2 separate regions of the Mus musculus genome follow, and region 1 is linked to region 2. The links are chromatin loops, found by intact Hi-C in ENCODE. Cell type or tissue: left cerebral cortex. All regions are shown on one strand. Each heading gives the region's core, and the rest is flanking DNA. Links, peaks and the distances in the headings are about the cores only. Region 1 overlaps 1810030O07Rik (RIKEN cDNA 1810030O07 gene). Region 2 overlaps Med14 (mediator complex subunit 14).

Region 1 (12,144 bases), core at 1,997-9,996, 48 kb before region 2:
ATATTCCAATTGTGGAAATTTCACTTTCAATACATTCTGAACCTTTTGTTGAAACAAGTAACCATGTGGAATTTACCCTCACACATATGTGGCTCACATAAATGACATTTCTGTTTATAGAAATAGTAGGCAGCTTTAACTCTGATTGAGTGGAGTCTGTCTTAATTTTAGTAGTTAGCTAGAAATGCTATGTATAGAGGTTATACTGATTTAAATCTCCCAGCAACATACTCCTCAACATTTTAGCCATCTCAAGAGTGGTAGTGTCTGCACTGGTCTTATCCCAGAACACATTCACTGGCCCCTAGTCTTACAAAAATGCCAGACACGGGCTGGTGAGATGACTCAGTGGTTAAGAGGACTGACTACTCTTCCGAAGGTCCTGAGTTCAAATCCCAGCAAGCACATGGTGGCTCACAACCATCTGTAATGAGACCTGACTCCCTCTTCTGGTGAGTCTGAAGACAGCTACAGTGTACTTATATATAATAAATAAATCTTTTAAAAAAATGCCAGGCACTATTACTATTAAACTGATGGAGCTGGGGAACTGAACCAGGGCCTTGAGTTTGCCTATCACTGAGCTATTCCAACAGACACTCTGATTTGAGGATATAGCAAGTTTATTAGACGGGGGGTCCACCAACCACACAAAGTCAAGATTACTTAACTCTAATGACAAATACTAACACAACAGAAAGGCATCAGCTCTGGAGTGCAGAAAAAAGGGACCGGGCCACAGCAGAACCAGCACACATTCAGCACACATTCAAGGCCAATGCTTGATGCCAGGGATGCGGGAGGGAAGATAAGTAAGAACCAGATGCTGAAGATGGCAGAAGGCCTGCTCACTGGTTAGAAAGCATACAAGGAGAATGCCCTTCAGCTGGCCTGTCTAGAGGCCCTACAAAATGCCAGGCTTTGGTTAACCTCCTGAAAACACAAAACTGTGAGGAGCAAAGTAGTGCTAATGATCATGGCATGTGTTAATAACCACAAGATCTTCTAGACTGTGCTCGCTGTCCTGGCCAGGTTATAAGGCCGTCTGCCATGCAGGTACAAAATTGGCTTGCTTTCTCATTTCCAATTAGAGGCAGAGTTTTAGTCTTTCCGTTTTGTCAGAATAATAAACATAATAAATGTGCTTCCGAGGTTTTCATAGCTCCAGCAGCGGTGACTGCTCCAGCTTGAAGGCAAGGCCAATTTAAAAAGGGAGGCTTTGCCCTGGTATATGCCACTAGTGAGACTTTGTATCAAAACAAACCAGAAAACCTGGTCTTCACCTCAGTATTACAGGATCTAATTGATTACAATTCTTATAAACGCTGATCTAGGTGTGAAACACACGACGGAAAAGCTAGCACTTGGGAGGTGGAGGCAGGAGGGTCATGAGTTCAAGGTCATCCTTGGCTACACAATGAGTTTGGGTAGCCTGGGCTACAGGAGATACTCTGGAAAAAAAAAACCAAAAATGAGAAAATCGGGTGGAGAGAAATGGGAAGGTTGTGCACTTCCAAGTATAGGGAAGAGAAAGTAAATATGAAAACCTGAAAGTTCGAGAAAATTGGAGTTATATAGGCTTGGTTATGACTCACTTTTTTTTTTTTTTTTGGTTTTTCAAGACAGGGTTTCTCTGTATAGCCCTGGCTGTCCTGGAACTCACTCTGTAGACCAGGCTGGCCTCTAAATCAGAAATCCGCCTGCCTCTGCCTCCTAAGTGCTGGGATTAAAGGCGTGCGCCACCACGCCCGGCTATGACTCACTTTTATATATACAAATTAATTATGATGATATTAATATGACCTAAGGGGATGGATCCAAGAATTAATCTAATAAAAGTACTTTAGCATTGTATCCAGCACACATTAACTTCATTTATATAAGTCAGTTAACTATGTGCTTATTTATATAAGTCAGTTACCTATTGTTCCAAGCAAAGGATGCTAACAGTCTTACTCCTCCAGACATTTAAGCCCAAACTCCCTACCACATTCCACCTATGACGACCACACTATCTGAAATATGAAATGTTCCATGGTCTACTAAATATAAAGGCATAGAAAACATTATCTATGTAGAGTTGGTGCCCAAAGAACAGGCTAATTAACCCTTCTCCTGACTCAAACAGGCAAGGAGGGCCAGAAATACATAGTTGCCAGTGGCTCTGAGGTAGCAGACCTGCTAATACATGGAGGGCTGCATGTTTTCAACCCTTATTATCTGTTAATTGAAAACCCACTTCTGATCCCATTGTTCTTTTGGCTGACACCTGTTGTTTCCCTACTACTTTCAGGGACAAAGACCCAAAGGACTCTGTGTGGCCTAGAAAATCTTCCCAAAACAGTTTCACCCTACTTTGCCTCACCCCTCCCTCACCATACTACTTGTGCTTTCCTGGCCACTGCGGAGCCAAAACTAACTAGCACTTCACACCTCTGCTAAAAGCATCCTTCCTTCCAGGTCAATACTGAGGCCTTATTAAATCCTGACTTTACTTCTGTTTTTGTGAGGAGGGTTTCCCCTTACGTCATATAAGCTTACAAGGATCTTGCTCCAGATTCTGTTGGAGCTCTTATACCATCTTCCACTTTGGAGTACATATTAGGTCCTCAAGCATTTGCTAAGTAGTCAAAGAATATGCACTTCTAGACAACATTTGACTTAATTAGAAACCTAGCTCTCTGTGTCTGTCCAGGCTGGAGTTTTATGTCAACACAAGTTAGAGTCATTTTGGAAGACAGAACCTCAATTAAGAAAATGTTCCAGCCAGGCGTGGTAGCCTTTAATCCCAGCACTTGGGAGGCAGAGGCAGGTGGATTTCTGAGTTCGAGGCCAGCCTGGTCTATAGAGTGAGTTCCAGGACAGCCAAGGCTATACAGAGAAACCCTGTCTCGGGGAAAAAAAAAAAGAAAGAAAATGTTCCAATGAGACTGGTCAGTGGGTAAACCTGTGGGACATTTTCTTGACTAAAGATGGATGTGGGAATGCCGGGTGAGCCTGACTTGTATACAAAATCAGGCTGAACAAGCCAGGGGAAGCAAGCCAGAAAGCAGCACTGATCATGGTCTCTGCATCCTGCCTTGACTTCCTTCAGAGATGAGTGTGACCTGTGTTGTAAGATGAAATCAACTTTTTCCTCCCCAAGTTGTGTTTTGTCACAGCAACAGAAAGTGTCACATCATGTCGCTGCCACCACCACCTCTCTTTACTCCTCACACTTCATCCCTGTACCTCTTCTGGCAACATCTCTTCTTCTGCTGCTTGAAGATACATTTCTTGCAGTTTTTCCTTCAGCAATTCTATTTCAATTTCGTGGATTTGGCTCACACTCAAGTAACTTCCTATTTCAAATTCACACCCATCTCGTTCATCTTCCTCAGGAATGTGAACAGCCCAGTCAGATGTCAACAGCTGTGGGGTGACCACACAAATCCATCAACAAACTATGTTTTTTTTTCTTTTTCTTTTTTTTTATTATTAGGTATTTTCCTTGTTTACATTTTCAATGCTATCCCAAAAGTCCCCCATACCCACCCACCCCCACTCCCCTACCCACCCACTCCCCCTTCTTGGCCCTGGGGTTCCCCTGTACTGGGGCATATAAAGAACAAACTATGTTTTAAAATTCAGGTTCTAAACAATTTTTTTTAATCAATTCTTTGAGAATTTCATATGTACACACAATGTACTTTAATCATAGTCACTTTATTCCCCATGACTTCTCCTGGACTCACCTGTACATTAAAGCTTCATTCTTAAGCTATGCCACTGTTTGTAGTGTTGGTAGTGGTAAACTATGACAGACAACTAATCTACCTCTACCAGCACCACCCCCCTCCCCACCCTGCCACTTCCACTGTATTAACAGAAGGCTTGTATTTGAGTACAGGCCCGAGAAGTTGAGCTCCATTCCTGCATCTCATGAGGTGAAAGGAGAGAACAGACTCCCAAGAGTTGTCCTCTGATCTCCACGTGTGTACTGTGGACTGGACACATCTGTGTGTGGGTACACCGGTGCACACCCACATGGACACACAACATAAATGTACTTTAACAGAAAAATTCTACTGGATTATTCAAAGAATTCATAACAAAATACCATTCCCCAGATCTATTTTAGCCACACACAGTTATCAGAGGAACACTTGACTGTTACTTTCTGGTTTTATAGCAGCTTTTCCCTTTTGTTCCCACTATAAAACTTAGCTCAGAGCTGGGACTATAGTTCAGTGAAAAAGCCATGTGTGAGGCCCAGCCCTAGGTTCTTCCCCAGGTAGGCCTCCAATAGAATCAAACAAAGTCTAGGAGTACGGAGTGCTTGCCTGGAATTCACAAGGACCTGTGTGTGTGCCAGCAGCAGCAGCAGCAGCAAGTGATAATACAGAAATACATTTTGGTTAAAATAAACATCAAATTTGGGTTTCTTCTGTTTGAGAGAGGGTCTCACAATGTAGTTCAGGCTTCCCAGAAATGTATAATACACAATCTAGGCTGGCTTTGAATTCAGAACGTAATATAGGCTGCCTCGACCTCCCAAGTGCTGGGATTTATATGGGCCACTAACAGCAAATTCTTTTCTTTTTTTTTTATTAGATATTTTCTTTATATACATTTCAAATGCTATCCCGAAAGTTCCCTATACCCTCCCCCAGCCCTGCCCCCTTACCCACCCACTCCCACTTCTTGGCCCTGGCATTCCCCTGTACTGGGGCATATAAAGTTTGCAAGACCAAGGGGCCTCTCTTCCCAATGATGGCCGACTAGGCCATCTTCTGATACATATGCAGCTAGAGATACGAGCGCTGGGGTACTGGTTAGTTCATATTAACAGCAAATTCTTAATGAATGACTATGGATGCTTTTGACCCCTTAAGTTTTGTATATCAGAACTGTTAAGTATAGTTTCAGATGGGCAGGATGGTGTATGCCTATGACCCTAGTATTCGTTGCGTAGAGACAGGCTGCTGCATGCACATTTGTGGACAACCTAGTCTACATATGAAGTTCCAGGACAGGAAGGGTTAACAGTAAGATTTTTTTTTTTGCCTCAAAAAAACTCCAAATGTATGAAGATTTTTTACCTGTTCTATTCTGGAATATACTGCTACAATCTCTGGGATATTCTTGAATTCGTTCAGAAAATTTTGGATCTTGATCTGAAAATCTCGAAGCCAGGTAGATGAAACTTTCATCTCTGAAGAGTGCATTATCTCATTTCGACACTTTATCACCTACAGAAAAACAAAGATAAGAGTCTCCAAACGTTGGGAGTTGTTTGGAAAGAATTAGGAGGTATGTGGCATTGTTGGAGGAGGTGCTTCCCTGGAGTCAGGCCTTAGTTTCCAAGGAGCCATGCTATTTGCAGTATGCTGTCTACCTCCTGCGTGGAGGTCCTACACATGCTCAGCTGTTCCAGCCGCCAAGCCTGTGCTGCACCGTCAGACTTTAACCCTCGGCAACTGGAAGCCCAATTAAATCTTTCCTTTCTAAGCTGCCTTGCACTATAGCAACAGAAAAGGAACTCATACGGGAGAAAGCCAACTCCTCCCAAGTTGTTGTTTGGTCTCTACACGTGCATAATGTAAAGAAATGTAACAATAACAAATCGGACACAACACTTTAAAAAACCCTTAAGTTAATGGGGCAAACTGGGACCATGTAGCTTTAAAAAGAAATTACAGAAATGCTTTACTAAATTACAAAATTGACCAGTGTGGTCTGGTATCCAGAGGGCGAGGGCTGGACCTTTCATGAGACCACTGCATGATCTTGCACGTACTTAAGATATGCCATTTTAAGAGGACAGTGGAGCCTGCTAGCCCCATATGTCAGACCTTTATTTATTTTCTGCCTGCCCAGAGCACATCTGCCAAGGCGTGAAGTCCCTGTGGGCCTCCAACCGGAAGGCTCAGGTGATAGCTCTTGTGCAGCTGGTTTATATGCAGGTGGAAAGATGAAAACAGAAGGGACGGGCGTGACCTAGAGAATGTATGTGCCCATCTAAAGCAGCAGCGGCTCATTGCTTTTGCCGTGGGAGCTTTATGAACCCAATGTCACCAGGTCTTCTCCTTTTTTTTTTCAAAGAAGATGGAAATTCAGATTAAATGACTACTAATTTGAAAACTGTTTATTTGAAATAACTAGGCAGGAACTACTGACATGGTTCGGTGAGTAAAAGCGCTATCGCCACACCTGGCAAGCTGAGTTCAATCCCTGGGATAAATAAGGTGGAAAGAACTGACTTTTGAAAGTTGTCCTCTTATAGTCACATGAGCACATCCACCCACACACACACCATCCACACAGACTCGCGTGCGCGCGTTTACACAGACAACAAATAAGTATATGGTTCTCACAACCATCTATAACTCCAGCTCCATGAGATCTGATGCCATTTTCAGACCTCCTCAGGCACCAAGTAGGCACGTAGTGCACAGACATATGTGCAAGCAAGACACCCATACATATGTAATAAATTTTAAAAAATATAAACATGCAGGTAAAATAAAAAGCAAGCTCTAAGAAGGGAAGGTAGACAGTCATGGTGGCATGCACTCGTGATCACAGCACTTGGAAGGCTAAGGCAAGAGCATCATGGGTTCCAAGGCACACACAGAGACACCTGGTCTCAAACAGAAAAACAAGGAATGCATGAAACCTCCATGCTTAGCCTTGGAAATCATCCCAAAATGTCTTAGTTATAGGAATATCAATTTGATATAAGCTGGAGTCATTTTCGGAGAGAGAACCTCAGTTGAAAACTTCTTCCACTAGACTGGTCCATGTTACATTTTCATGATGTGGGAAGGCCTACCTCATTGTAGATGGTGCCATGGCTTTTTCCATGGCTCTGCATCAGCTTCTGCCTTGGGTTCCTGCCCTGACTTGCCTCAGTGATGGACTGAGCTGTGGAACTGTAAGCCTTTCCTCCGCAGGTTGTTCTTGGTTACAATGTTTAATCACAGCCATAGAAAGCCTAACTAAGACAGAAATTGGCATCAGGGTCAGAGGTATTGTGGTCGTAGACACGACCATGGTTTTGTTTTGGTTTTGGTTTTCCTTCATAGTATTGTGGAAGGATATTGGAGCTAGGTTCTATGAGAGGTTGGAAGATAGTTACACTAAAATCTTGCCTGGCTTGTGATGTTCTAGAGGGACATTTTGAGGAGTCCCTTAAAGACTCTATTGTGGTCATTTAGTATTTTGAATTACAACTCTGTAGTGTCTGATGAGGTGGAGATGAAGAATTGACCATGATCACAAGAGAGCAGCACCACGGAAACGGAACCTCCTGATTACTAGGACAATGGATGCTGGTTAGCTGGAGCTGAGAAATCAGCAGTGATTAAGATGACGACTGTAAACCTGGGACTATGTCCACAGCGACAGCACAAAGGTGCTGTGTTCCAGAAAGCTGTAGAGTACAAGCTACCCAGAATGTACTAGTTTTGAAGGCATGAAAGAATAATGGAAAACAGCTGAGGCACTGAGTCCCCCAATGAAAGGTCAAGACCTCAGTACTGAAGGACTCATGAGAAGCTGAGGCTTGACATGTGTCTGGGTCAGCGTACTGGAGAGAGCCCAGGAGAGGCTGTAAGAGCAGATACAACACAGCTGCAGTGCAGACCCCAGCATTTTAGAGAAGCCATACCACGGAATTACCTCCAAAGCATCGGCAGTCATGGAGGGGTGCCAGCCTGAGCCAGTGAAACACTGTGTGTGTGTGTGCTCCTTTAGGAGCCCAGAAGAGCATGGATGAATCCCTGACGTCTCATGTCCTGAGCATCTTACACTGATGAATCGTAATTTTGCTTTGCTTTGATTGTGCCTGTGTCCTGGTTCTTTACTCTTTAGAGTACGAGAGTATTTAACTTTTACATTTACAGGAGCCCACAGTTATAGCAGCTGGGGTACTTTAGTGAAACTAAACTTTCAAAGAGTAAGAATTTTTAAATAATGTGAGACTTTAAAAAGTTAGAATGGGGGCTGGTGAGATGGCTCAGAGGTTAAGAGCACCCGACTGCTCTTCCGAAGGTCCAGAGTTCAAATCCCAGCAACCACATGGTGGCTCACAACCATCTGCAACAAGATCTGACCCCCTCTTCTGAAGTGTCTGAAGACAGCTACAGTGTACTTACATATATTAATAAATAAATCTTTTTAAAAAAAGTTAGAATGTTTTATACTGTGATATTAACATACCATCTTGGGAACAAAAAAGAAAGATTCTAATTGAAAAGTGTGTCAAGTTGACAAGAAGTCTAGCTAGTTTCATGTCAACTTGACACAAATAACAAGAACCTTCTTGGGATAGGGAACCTCTGTGGAAAAAGATGCTCCCATGAGATCGATCAGTCTGTGGTGCATTTTCTTGACTGAGAGAGAGGACCAGGCCCGCTGTGGACAGTGCCACCCTGGACTAGGAGCCCTGTGTTGTGTAAACAGCAGGCTGAGCAACGTATGAGGACCACAGAGCCCTCTGTTCCTGCCCTGACTTCGTTGAAGAACAGACTATAGTGGGAAACTGTAAGCTGAGATCAAGCCTCTCCTCTCCAGGTTCTTTTGGTCATCACAACAATAGAAACCTTAAAAAAGGTTTTTGTTTCCCTTTTTAAAAACTAGCCAGGCATGGTGGCACACACCTTTAATCCCAGCACTTGGGAGGCAGAGGCAGGCGGATTTCTGAGTTTGAGGCCAGTCTGGTCTACAAAGTGAGTTCCAGGACAGGCAGGGCTACACAGAGAAACCCTGTCTCGAAAAACCAAAAAACAAAACAAAACAAAAACAAAACAAAAATCAAACTTCAACAATTCCCCTTTTTCGTGTGTGTGTGGAAAAAAAAAAAAAGCTTTGCATCTTTCTCCCAAATGGTTTAAAACATTTGACAAGCATATTGGCTCTAAACACACACACACACACACACACACACACACACACACACCCCTTCACCTTACATTTTGAGATAGGGTCTCTCAGTGAACTTGGGAGTGTTCTGATTTTGTTAATGACTATTTTGATAATGAAATATACATCTAACTCCAGCAAGGCCCCAGGATCCTACTGCTTCTGTGCCTGACCCAGTGCTGGGATTAGACATGTATTTCCATACCCAGTATCTACATGGGTGCTCGGGATCATGCTTGCATAGCAACTACTTTACTAACTGATCCATCTCCCCAATACCTCAGACCTATTTTTTTTAAAGATTTATGTATTTATTATATATAAGTACACTGTAGCTGTCTTCAAACACTCCAGAAGAGGGCATCAGATTTCATTACAGATGGTTTGTGAGCCACCATGTGGTTACTGGGATTTGAACTCAGGACCTTTGGAAGAGCAGTCAGTGCTCTTAACCGCTGAGCGATCTCTCCAGCCCCAGACCTATTTTTATACAGAAAATTTCTTTACGTTTGTTTATGGCAGAGAAGATAAATCTGACTTCCATCTACTCAAATGGCCAACAGCGCTGTGATGTTTTGAATGAAAATGTACCCTATAGGCTCATAGGCTATGGCATTAGGTATGGCCTAGTTGGAGTAGGTGTGGTCTCAGAGGAAGTGTGTCACTGGGGGGTGGGTTTTAAGGTTTCAAAAAGCCCATTCCAAGCCCAAAGTTTCTCTCTTGCTGCCTGCCAATCCAGATGTAGAACTCTCAGCTCCTTCTTTAGCACTGTGTCTGCCTGCATGCTGCCATGGTTCCTGCCAGGGTGAAAATGGACAGAACCTCTGAACTGTAAGCCAGCCCCAATTAAGTGTTGTCCTTTATATGAGTGGCCTTGGTCACGGTGTCTGATCACAGCAATAGAATAGTGATTAAGACAATCATAGTAACAACTGTCAGGAAAGTAATTCCAGAGAAGTGTAAGGCTACACTTGCTAACACTCAGTCTGATTCTCAGACATACAGAGTACACATGAAATGAGGTCCATGAGCTGCTTAGTCCATGATGCCCACTTTGGGTTCAAGTCTTTCTTTGCCACTGCCGTTCTGAGTGCTGCTAAGCTACAACCGTGTGGCTGGCTTATTATCACAGGAGGTTCCTTGTAGCCTTCCTAGTGTTGACCAGACTGCATGGGTGGACAGTTCTGAGTCTGAAAGCTCTTACCTCTGTGACCTTCTTCCGGTCAACCACAAAGTGATCACAGGAGTTGATGAGACTTAAAAGAGCAACTGCATCACATTCCTCAGGTCCTCGTTTGTCTGCCAGTCCTCGGGGCATGAAGGCCTATAGTAAGAGAGGTACTAGGTCACCTGAGTGTCCCTGAACTCTGAGTATTATAGAGGCAAATTCTTTCCCAATTTCCTAACTGATGACTTCAAGGGTCTATTATCCCGTGAAGCTTCAAGCTAGAACCCCATGACTTCAAAATGCAAGTTCTATCGCCCCTAAGCAGGGCATTAATGGCGGGGCTGCACTATCCATCTGCAATATTGCATAGAGCTGATAAACTGGCTTTCTTCTTGTCCTTCTGTTTTGCTTTTTTGAGATAAGGTCTTTCTCTATAGTCCTGGCTCTCCTGGAGCTCAATAGGTAGGCCCGGATAGCTTCAAACACCCTGAACTATAAAAGGAATGTTTGGAAGCAATCCAGTCAGGAAGTAGCTCCGATGCTTTCTACAGGACTGTTCACACTGATATTCCAAAGGCTGGCAGTAGGCACAGGGAGAGTTGCTTTCAAGGTTATTCAGCTGTCATGCCAAGAGAACAAACACCATGCTTGAGCCTCACGTAAGTCAAAAGAATTTTGTGTACATATAACACATGGTCATCATATTTCTCTATTAGGGATGCTACAGAGGTTAACAAAGAAATCAGTGTACCCAGGTAACTAATATAAGGAGACTAAAGCAAACCAACAGCCCGTTTCAGCTGTTGCTGAAGGGAAAACACAGACGGTCCATCAATGCCTCTAAACTGGCCTAGCTTTACATCCCCAGTGTAGAATAGCTTCTACCCGATATGTTCTTGCTAATACAAACAATTAATTGTCTTTGACAGATTAGTTTTATTTTGGTAATTATTCCCTTTCTTTTGAAATCAGAAGCTAACAGGGAGCCTCTGTTGCCTCCGTACAGCGCTGCACACCGACATGTGTCACTCAGTAAACACACAGCAGAGAAACCCCTATGAAAGTCCCACAGCCTTCCGCTACCTCTTCACTGAGGGGCTGGAGCTGGAGAAATGAACTCAGGCAGGCCATGCTGGGCGAGTAGTTTACCTACAAGGTCCGCTATACTAACAGCTCCACTGAAATACCTGAATTCCCAATTGCACCTGAAATTGCACTGGAACTGCTGATGGCTGCAAACTTCCCAGTTTGTTAAATAAAATAAATTATAATAAACTGTTCATTTTTTTCAGTATTTAATACCTGTAGTTCAGAATATTTTCACATATAGCCTTATGAAACTGAGCTCAAAAGCTAATTGTTGAACAGATTCTTTCTGCCATTTGCATAGCGGACTTGAAATTTGTTGGCTACATCAACAAATTAAGGACATTTCACAAGCCAAAAAAAAAAAAAAGCCAGTTTATTTAAAAAAAAAAAAAAAAGAAAGAAAGGAGAGTATTATTTGGCAAGGAATCAGGTAGGTAAATCCCACTGCAGAACTAAATGCCAACTGCTGAGGAGACGCAGCAGAGGGGTTAGGGAAACACCTGGAATAAGCACATCTGTAGCTCTGAATTACAAGGGCAAGGGTCATTGCCAGAGAGGCTAGAGGAGGAGGAAGAGATGTCACAAAGGCAGGAGTGTCTAAATCCAAGTGCCGGTGGTGAGTGGTACATGCCTGATAGGTAAAAACGATGAAGCTAGGAGCTATGCTGCATACCTGCAAACCTAATAGCTGAGAAGTAGAGGAAGGAGAACCAAGACACAATAAACCCAGGGTTGGGGTGTAGCTCAGGATTAAGCGTGTTTTCCTAGAATGTGTAAGGTCTTGGGTTACACTGCTAGCCTTGGAAAGAGGAGGGAGAAGGCTGGAGAACAGAGGTCAGGGACAGATGCGGGGCAGGGGCAGGGCCAGGGCCAGGGCCAGGAGCCAGGGTTGCATGAGTTGAAGAACATGTGGGAGCTAAGGAGTACCAGGCATCAAGTCCTCTTGAGGAAGTTCTGCTAAGTAGATGTAAAGACAGCTGATA
Region 2 (8,000 bases), core at 1-8,000:
TCATAAAATTAGACACTTTAAAATAGTTTCTTTTTAAAAATGTATTTATTCTGTAAGTCAAAGCATACATATGCCATGGTATATGTGTCAGAGGACAACTTGCACAAGTCAGTTCTCTCCTTCCATGATGGGGACCCTAGGGATTAAGAGAGACAAGCACCTTGTTGTGGAGAGATTTGTGTCATCTGGCATAGCCCAAACTACTTCCTGTAAATTCCTCCTAGAAAAAAAAACCTTTCCTTGCATGTAGATGTATATTTAGAATTTAATATACCCGCAAACATACACACAGACAGACACACAAACATACAGAGACAAATGGACATAAACACCAGTGAAGACGGACAACAATATGATTCTTTTAACAAATTGTGATCTGTTTTGGCATTAATACTGATAATGAACACACAGTCCAAATTGAGACTGAAATTGAGTGTACCGTGTTATAGCTAGCTCAATCTGTATCTGTAGTAATCAGTTTTCTATGGACTCTCCAAAAAATTAATTGAATGTAACTGCTTCATACCCCTTTTTTAATTATTTTGAAACATTAGTTATATAGTGTTTACCTGGCATAAAGTAATGGAACTAGAGCTTGATGTTTAAAGAAAACTCTAAAAGCTGACTTCCACTTAATCCATTCAACTTTAAAAGTTAACTGACATGACTCTTTGTCAGTGTTCCACTGCTGGGAAGAGACACCATGACCAAGGCAACTCTTATAAAGGACAACATTTAATAATTGGGGCTGGACTGATTCTGAGGTCCAGTCCATTACCATCATGGCAGAAAGCATGGCAGCATCCAGACAGGCATGGCACTGGAAGAGCTGAGAGTTCTACATCTTAATTAGAAGGGACCCCAACACTGCTACTCTCTATGGGCTAACCATTTTCAAAGAACCACACCAATATTGGATAAATGATCTTCAACTTGCCCACCCTTAGTCCTCACAACAGGCATTCTTGGGGAGCTCTAAAGCAGCTAATTTAGACGGACATTTCACCTTGAGTCTGGAGTATAAGTGGAGACACATATTCTGTTCACCTTAGGTTTACATCACATCCATCTGGAGAGAAAATGAAAGCACAGAACCTACACATTTCCAAAGTGAGAACTAAGGGAAGTCTAAGACTCCATTTCATTTAAGACCTCAACTACAGTAGATCTGTCAAAGTGCATCCTTGTCATTTTTAGTGCATGCACGCTCACATGGTGCACAGATATTCATACAGATGAAATAACCATATACAAAAAATATCTTAATACAAAAAAGAATAAGAACTGAGGACACTATTTCATGAATAAAGAGGGTTAACCTTATTTGAAAACTTCCCAAAAATCTTTTAAAAGTTTAATTTAAATAGCTACTCCTTCGTGATGTTTCTCTAGCATTGAATAACCTGAGAAATTAGACAAAACTTCTCTAGGGTAACATGTATGTCTGAGCAAACAAACATCAAAAAGTATATATTATAGAGTAACAAGCGGAAAGGTTACTCAGGGAGCTAAGAGTAAAGTCAGGATTCAAGTATGACAGAAAACAAAAGGGGAAAGGTTTTTCTAAAGGTCATACATGCACATGCAGTAGGAACTCAAGTCCCAAGACTTGCCAAAGAAAGAAAGAAAGAAAGAAAGAAAGAAAGAAAGAAAGAAAGAAAGGAAGGAAGAAAGGAAGAAAGAAAGAGTGAGTTGTGCCTATCTGCCAGGCCTTGGCTATAAGAAGCAACGAAACACATGGGGGTATGAAAAACAATGATTCACGCCTGAGACAGTGTGAGTTCGGGTGAAAATTGAAGTTTACCCAAGGCTCAAAACCTAAGCAACATGAGCATACATTCTTAGCACGTGTTCTGTATCTCATCTGAAGGAACAAGGGTCTTTAAATTCAGCAAAAGGTAACAGGTCAGTGAAGCAGAGCAGATGAAGAAAGTTACTGTGATAGAACTGATACTTTTATTTCAGGTTTTCAAAGAGTTAAAAAAGCTGGAATAAGAACAGAGCATATTTTCAGCAAAAAGCAAAAATGTGCCCAAACTTAAGAGCTTGAAAAGGTTGACTCATTCTTTTTGAAAATTAATTCATGCTTGAAAGAAGAGTTTCTCAAAATCAAATGTGTTAGAACAGTTAGTAAAAGATTATATTTATAATAATCAGTATAAGGTTTTAATGAAAAAAAAACAATCATAAAGATCCTCATTTATCATTCTTCCCTTTAAATACCCTAGCATGATAACAACAGCCACTGGAAAACTGTCTTTAAATCTATCAACTTTTGAATTTTTCCCTTTACATTGTAAATATAGAGGGGAAAGGGAGAATTAAAGACCTCCCTTAAATTTTATGAAATGAAGTTAAAAAAGAAAACAAAAATGCTGACTTTTTGGATAGCATTGGAAATGTAAATGAGGAAAATACCTAATGAGGAGAGGGAGAGGGAGAGGGAGAGGGAGAGGGAGAGGGAGAGGGAGAGGGAGAGGGAGAGGGAGAGGGAGAGGGAGAGGGAGAGGAAAGAAGAATGCATCTTTCCTAGGAAGGACACTTCAGAGTTTGCTTGAGTTCAAGTAGAAAGGGTACTGGAATGCAGCTCATCTGACATGTCTCAAGCCCTGGTTCCATCAGAGACAAATGTGAAAGCTCTCTGAAAAATGTTGACAAGATGCTTCAAAAGATTGTGAAAACTAAAACGAATAAAACACAGATGTTATTATCATCTCCTTATCTGTGGTAGTCAAATGGAACTTGTTGATTTTGTAATCTATTTTATGCAAAGCAATTCAAACCTTGAATTGCTCCTCCATTCTCCATCCACCTTCTGAGTACTGAGATTATAGGCATGCGACAAACCTGGTTTATGAGCTGCTGAAGCTTGATACATGGCCTCATGTATATCAAGAAGATATTCTACCAAGTGAATTAGAGTAACAGCTCCCCCTTTCCAAGTGTTCTTAATTTTTAATGTGCTACTAAAGTTCATTAGGACATATCCTTATCTCATATTTCTCATGTTCAGCTTTCCACCCACTACCTGTACTTTCCAGCATCATTTGGTTCTTTTTTCTTCTGTCCATTTAAAACTAAACCTTATGACCAGCTTGATTTCCCGTCTCTTGTATGTGTGTGGGTTGGGAGGTTAAGACGTGATCTCACTATCTAACTCAGACTGAAAGCAAATTCATGGCCATCCTCCTGCATCCGAATCCTAAGTGCTGGAGTTATAGATGTGTACCACCAGGCCCAGCACCCAACTTCATTTGTTTGCACATTCCTATTCATCTAATTTGCTATGTCAGCTCACTTACTACCACTGGGATGGTGACATTGTCACCTGTCCAAACGTTACCGTGAGCTTGAGAACATTTGTGTATGCTCAATGGATCTGTAGGCCCCTCAAACTTAGAAAAGTCCTTTCACACTGTGGTGTCCTCTACTTCAAACCATCACCCATCTTTTGCCTAGGACAAAATTAATGAGTCCTTGCTGCCTCCGTCCCCTGTACCTCTGAAATCTATCTAATCACCAACCCTTGACTGGTTCATCTCCTAAGTCCTTACAGGAACATACCCTAGTCCAAACTAACGGCAATTTTACCATGAACCACTTCAACTGGTGTTGCTACTTCAATCTCACTCTCCTTTATTCTGCATATTGCCATAAGGTTCAATTTCCAGAAAAACTTTTCTAATGATGTCAGTTTGTACTTAAAATCATATTGGCTTCTTTTTGGGGTTGTTTTTGTGTCTTAAAATGGGCACTTCACTGTAATGTTAAAACTGGTCTAAATCCTCTGTCATCAGCCTCTTGAATAATTGTGAAGATATTGTGAGGAATGTGCTAGAATAGAGTGTCCAGCTTCAGATGGTTTCCTAGTACCAGTAGGATAAGGTCTACATTGCTTAATGACAAAAAAAAAAAAAAAAGACTCTACGGGCTCTAGGCATTCCTGCTTACACCTTTGTGCTCATCTCTATCACCTGCCTTTATCTGTTGCTCAACATTCAGATCCATCATGCTGAGCATTTTCTTACCTCCAACCCTTCATATTAGCAGTTACCTCTTCTGGTTAGGACCTCTACTCTAACCCCATCTCCCTTTCGTCTGGCTAATTCTCATCACTCTTTCAGTCTGCATATACAACTGGCACTTTCCTGGGAATTCCCACCTTGACTTTGAAGTAGCCTATATTTCCCTGCTATGCAAACCCAAGGCATCCTGGAGGGCTTTACAAAAATCAAACCTGAAACATTTACACTGACTAGATTATCTGGTTAACAAATGATGCCCTAAAATGCCAGATGGTGCTGGATTGCCACCAAATGAACAAAAAAGAACCTCCCCTGGACCTCCGTAATTCTACACAAAAATCTACGACATACACAGACTGTGAGCACTGCTTTACGCTGTTCCATAGGAGAGAAACTGTTCTCCACTGTGACTGCAACAAGTAGCGCCAAGTTAGACACAGAACACAAGCTTACTTTAATAAGCGAATTGCATGGTTGAAGCCATCACCTTCCACTTGCACTCCCTGATGTGGTATCTCGAGGTTAGACAACTGAAAAGAGAAAAAGCACAGGGGTATTAAACTGCTAAATTCACAAAAGAAATCAGCTTTTCTCTGCCTGTTATCTATCTTGATCCCATCTTTTCTAAGGGCAATCTTTGTCAAAGTGACAGTGTATCAGCATGAGCAGTCTTCCTGTTCTCAGATGCCCTTGGAAACTAGAGTAAAGCAAGTACAAGTCACAGGTGCTTCGGCGTTTCGCTTCAAAGAGAATATCCGCAATACGGAAATCTTCAAAATTCACAGTATGCTCCCATTTTTTGCTACAAGCTGTAAGTACTCCAGAATCAGTTCAAGTGGTTTCAAATGAAGGAACTAAAAACGAGAACTGATTATATTTGTGATTCTACTGTTTCGTCAAAATGAAACTGAAGTCAGGCAAAAGTAGGGACAGGCTGAAACTCATCTGGCAGAGTCCATCTTAGGAAGGCAGGCCAGAAGGTCCTCTGATGGAGGAAAGAAAGCCTTGCCCTCAGTAAACAATGACATGGCTTCTATGACTGGATTCTTACATACCCTGTCCCACAAATTATTTAAATATTTATCTAGCCTGACTTTGAGAGTCAGAAGAAGAAAGTTTAGAAAGCTAGCTGATGACCAAATAGACAATACAAGTTTACACTCAAAAGGAACTAAAGTCTAGAACAGCTCAAAAAATGACTTGCAACTTGCAATCAATAAAGAGAAAAACACTGCCAGTAAGATTACATGTAGTTATTCACAGCTCAGAATTCATTATTATAAGAAGAAAATGAGCTGGTATTTTAATATTATCCATCAATTTAAAGAGGAGATTGTAGTTAAGTTTTTAAGAGCTTGAATGAATTCAAGAAAGTATTGTATGAAGATCCGTGTGTGTATAGCATGTATGGATCACAGAGGAGAAAGACAAAAACATCTGAGTAGAGTATAAGAACCATGTGCACCTACAAAAACCATACGTGTCTTTCCATTTTCCCCAACGCACAGGGAGGTAGACAGGAATGCATTGCATGCCCCAAAATCATGTGCCTACTCTTCCCATCACCCAAACAGTAACTCAGGGACTTCTATAAGTAATTGAAATAACATCCAAGAGAGAAACAATGCGGATCAGGCCCCCTCACACAGAAATACATGTAAGGCAAAACACCAATACACTTAAAAAGTACTAATAATAATGAAGAAAAATGGGGCCGGAGAAATGGCTCAGCAGTTAAGAGCACTGACTACTCTTCCAGATTCCAGAGGTCCTGAGTTCAAATCCCAGCAACCACATGGTGGCTCACAACCATCTGTAATGGGATCTGATGCCCTCTCCTGGTGTGTATGAAGACAGCTACAGTGTACTCATATAAATCTTTTAAAAAATAATAAGGAAAAGTTGAAGGTTTCAGCAAGCATGATGGCATATGACTTGTAATCTTAGGATAGGAAAGGAGAAACAAAAACAAAAGGAATTTAAGTTTATCCTTAGCTACATAGCAAATTCAAGGCCAGCTAGGCTACATAAGCCCCTTTTTCAAAAAGCAAAATCCAAAAAACCAGTTGTTATTTCACTTTACATTCATATTTTAGAGATCATGGTAGATATAACAACACAATCTTTTTAATGACTTATTTTATATGCATTGTTATTTTGTCTGCATGCATGTCTATATGAGGAGGTCAGATCCCCTGGAGCTGAGTTACAACAGTGTTGAACTGTCATGTGGGTGCTGAACCTGGGTTCTCTGAAAGAACAACCAATGCTCTAGTAGGGAGCCATCTCTCCAACCCTACAACGCCATATTCTGTTGTTTGTTTTCGAGACAGGGTTTCTCTGTAGCTCTGGCTGTCCTGGAACTCACTTTGTAGACCAGGCTGGCCTCGAACTCAGAAATCCGCCTGCTTCTGCCTCCCAAGTGCTGGGATTAAAGGCGTGCGCCACCACCACCCGGCACAACGCCATACTCTTGAAAGACATGAATTCTGCATCTGATGTTCTTCCACAACATCAAAGTAACATTTAGTTTAATATTTTTCTGATTTACTTCTCAGAAAGGATGCCAGTGTAAGTAGTGCTCAAACATTACTTCACCAACTCAAAATGCCATGCTTTATTAAGCAGCCATCTCTGATAAGACCTAAACAATGTTGTCCACCTTCTTTAACTGGGAACAATTTAATTCCCATTAATCTAAGGAGAAGACTATGAGATAGTGGAATGGGAGAAAAAAAGAATAGTCTTGTGTGGGCCAGATACTACTCCTGCTGGTGCCATGCAATTTGAGTTAACATATGAAAATTCCCAACTTACCTCCAATCGAAGACCAACAAATGGCATGTTGGTGTCACACATAGCAACAAAGTGAGCTAGAACTTTATTGAAGGCACACATTTCTCCTGATCGTTTGGCTTTCTTGGAGTCTATCGGACATGGGTCATCAGACAACTAGAAAATAATTTTTAAAAAATGTGTGAAAAAAAATTACGTGTGCTTGTGATTCACTAAGGTAATGGAAGCACTACAACAAAGCTTGGGGCTAACCCAAACAAATGTGACCTTTCAACACAGGGTAGTAACAAATTAAACAACTCATAACACAGGCACAAGTAACTAAGTAGCAAGTAGTTTGTGTTTAGCAAGTTCCTTTGTGGTTAATGATATATTGTTCTTAATTCAAACAAAAGCCTTTGGTCAAATTCTTGCTCAGGAAGCAAAACACAGAAGAATGCTATGGTTGAGGCTAGCCAGGGCTACAAAGAAACGGAACATGAAAAGCTCTGCATCTGTCTGCAAAAGAAACAAACAAGGGCTGCCAAGGACCAGTGGAGAGTGCTTGCCTGCAGTGCACAAAGCCCTGGGGTCCACTTCTATCACCAACCCCTACTCTCCAAAGAGGAAGACACCTTTTACAGAAAATGTGCATAGCTGCTTCATTGCTGCTGTGTACCTTAAAAACTATATCTAACTCTTTCCCACTTAAAAATAATGAAACCAGGCACAGTTAATATACTCCTATAAACCCAGCACTTGAGAGACAGAGGCAGGAGGATCTATGAGCTTAGTATCAGCCTGGTCTACAGAGCCAGTTCTCCAGGATAGGTGGAGCTAAATGGAGAAACCCTGTCTCAAAAAACCAAAATAGTATAAATTTAAATAAATAAATAAATAAATAAAATGGGAAGGGGGTTGCACAAACATTGTCTGCTAACTCCTATGTGAGCATACCTTGTGCTTGGTACCAGTTCTGGTCTGTTTCCCAGTCTTTGTATAGGACATCAGGTCCTGGATGTTGTCCTTGAATTGCTGCAGCAGCAGTGCCATGACAGGGCTGTCCTCACGATCTGCAGTACTCACCGACATAAAGTAATAGTTATATGATAGCTGCGTAGGCTTATTAGGAACCTCAAGCATTTCCACAACCTAAAATGACACAAATCAGAAAGAGGTGAGACCCAGTAGAATAAGAAC

Evidence for each region. Hi-C counts contacts between places; a loop is a spot of excess contacts. Peaks named below come from ENCODE experiments on the same cell type or tissue, not always from the same donor. Only the 100,000 strongest peaks of a DNase experiment are listed, where the experiment ranks them.
Region 1: a loop joins it to region 2, with 8 times the contacts of the local background. A loop is called at or near these places in 2 of 42 quality-filtered maps.

The regions. Positions count from the first base shown.
Region 1 is chrX:12,659,419-12,671,562 of GRCm38, forward strand. 1810030O07Rik (RIKEN cDNA 1810030O07 gene) reads right to left here. Exons shown (of 7, transcript NM_175141.6): 3 at 10,109-10,228; 4 at 5,082-5,231; 5 at 3,232-3,411. Among named protein-coding and RNA genes, the nearest start is that of 1810030O07Rik, 8.1 kb to the right of the region's middle. In left cerebral cortex, for the core only: no CTCF peak of the experiment used is centred there; a DNase peak (open chromatin) is centred at 5,380.
Region 2 is chrX:12,709,105-12,717,104 of GRCm38, forward strand. Med14 (mediator complex subunit 14) reads right to left here. Exons shown (of 31, transcript NM_001048208.1): 14 at 7,758-7,952; 15 at 6,843-6,977; 16 at 4,479-4,555. Among named protein-coding and RNA genes, the nearest start is that of Gm52422, 16 kb to the left of the region's middle. In left cerebral cortex, for the core only: no CTCF peak of the experiment used is centred there; no DNase peak of the experiment used is centred there.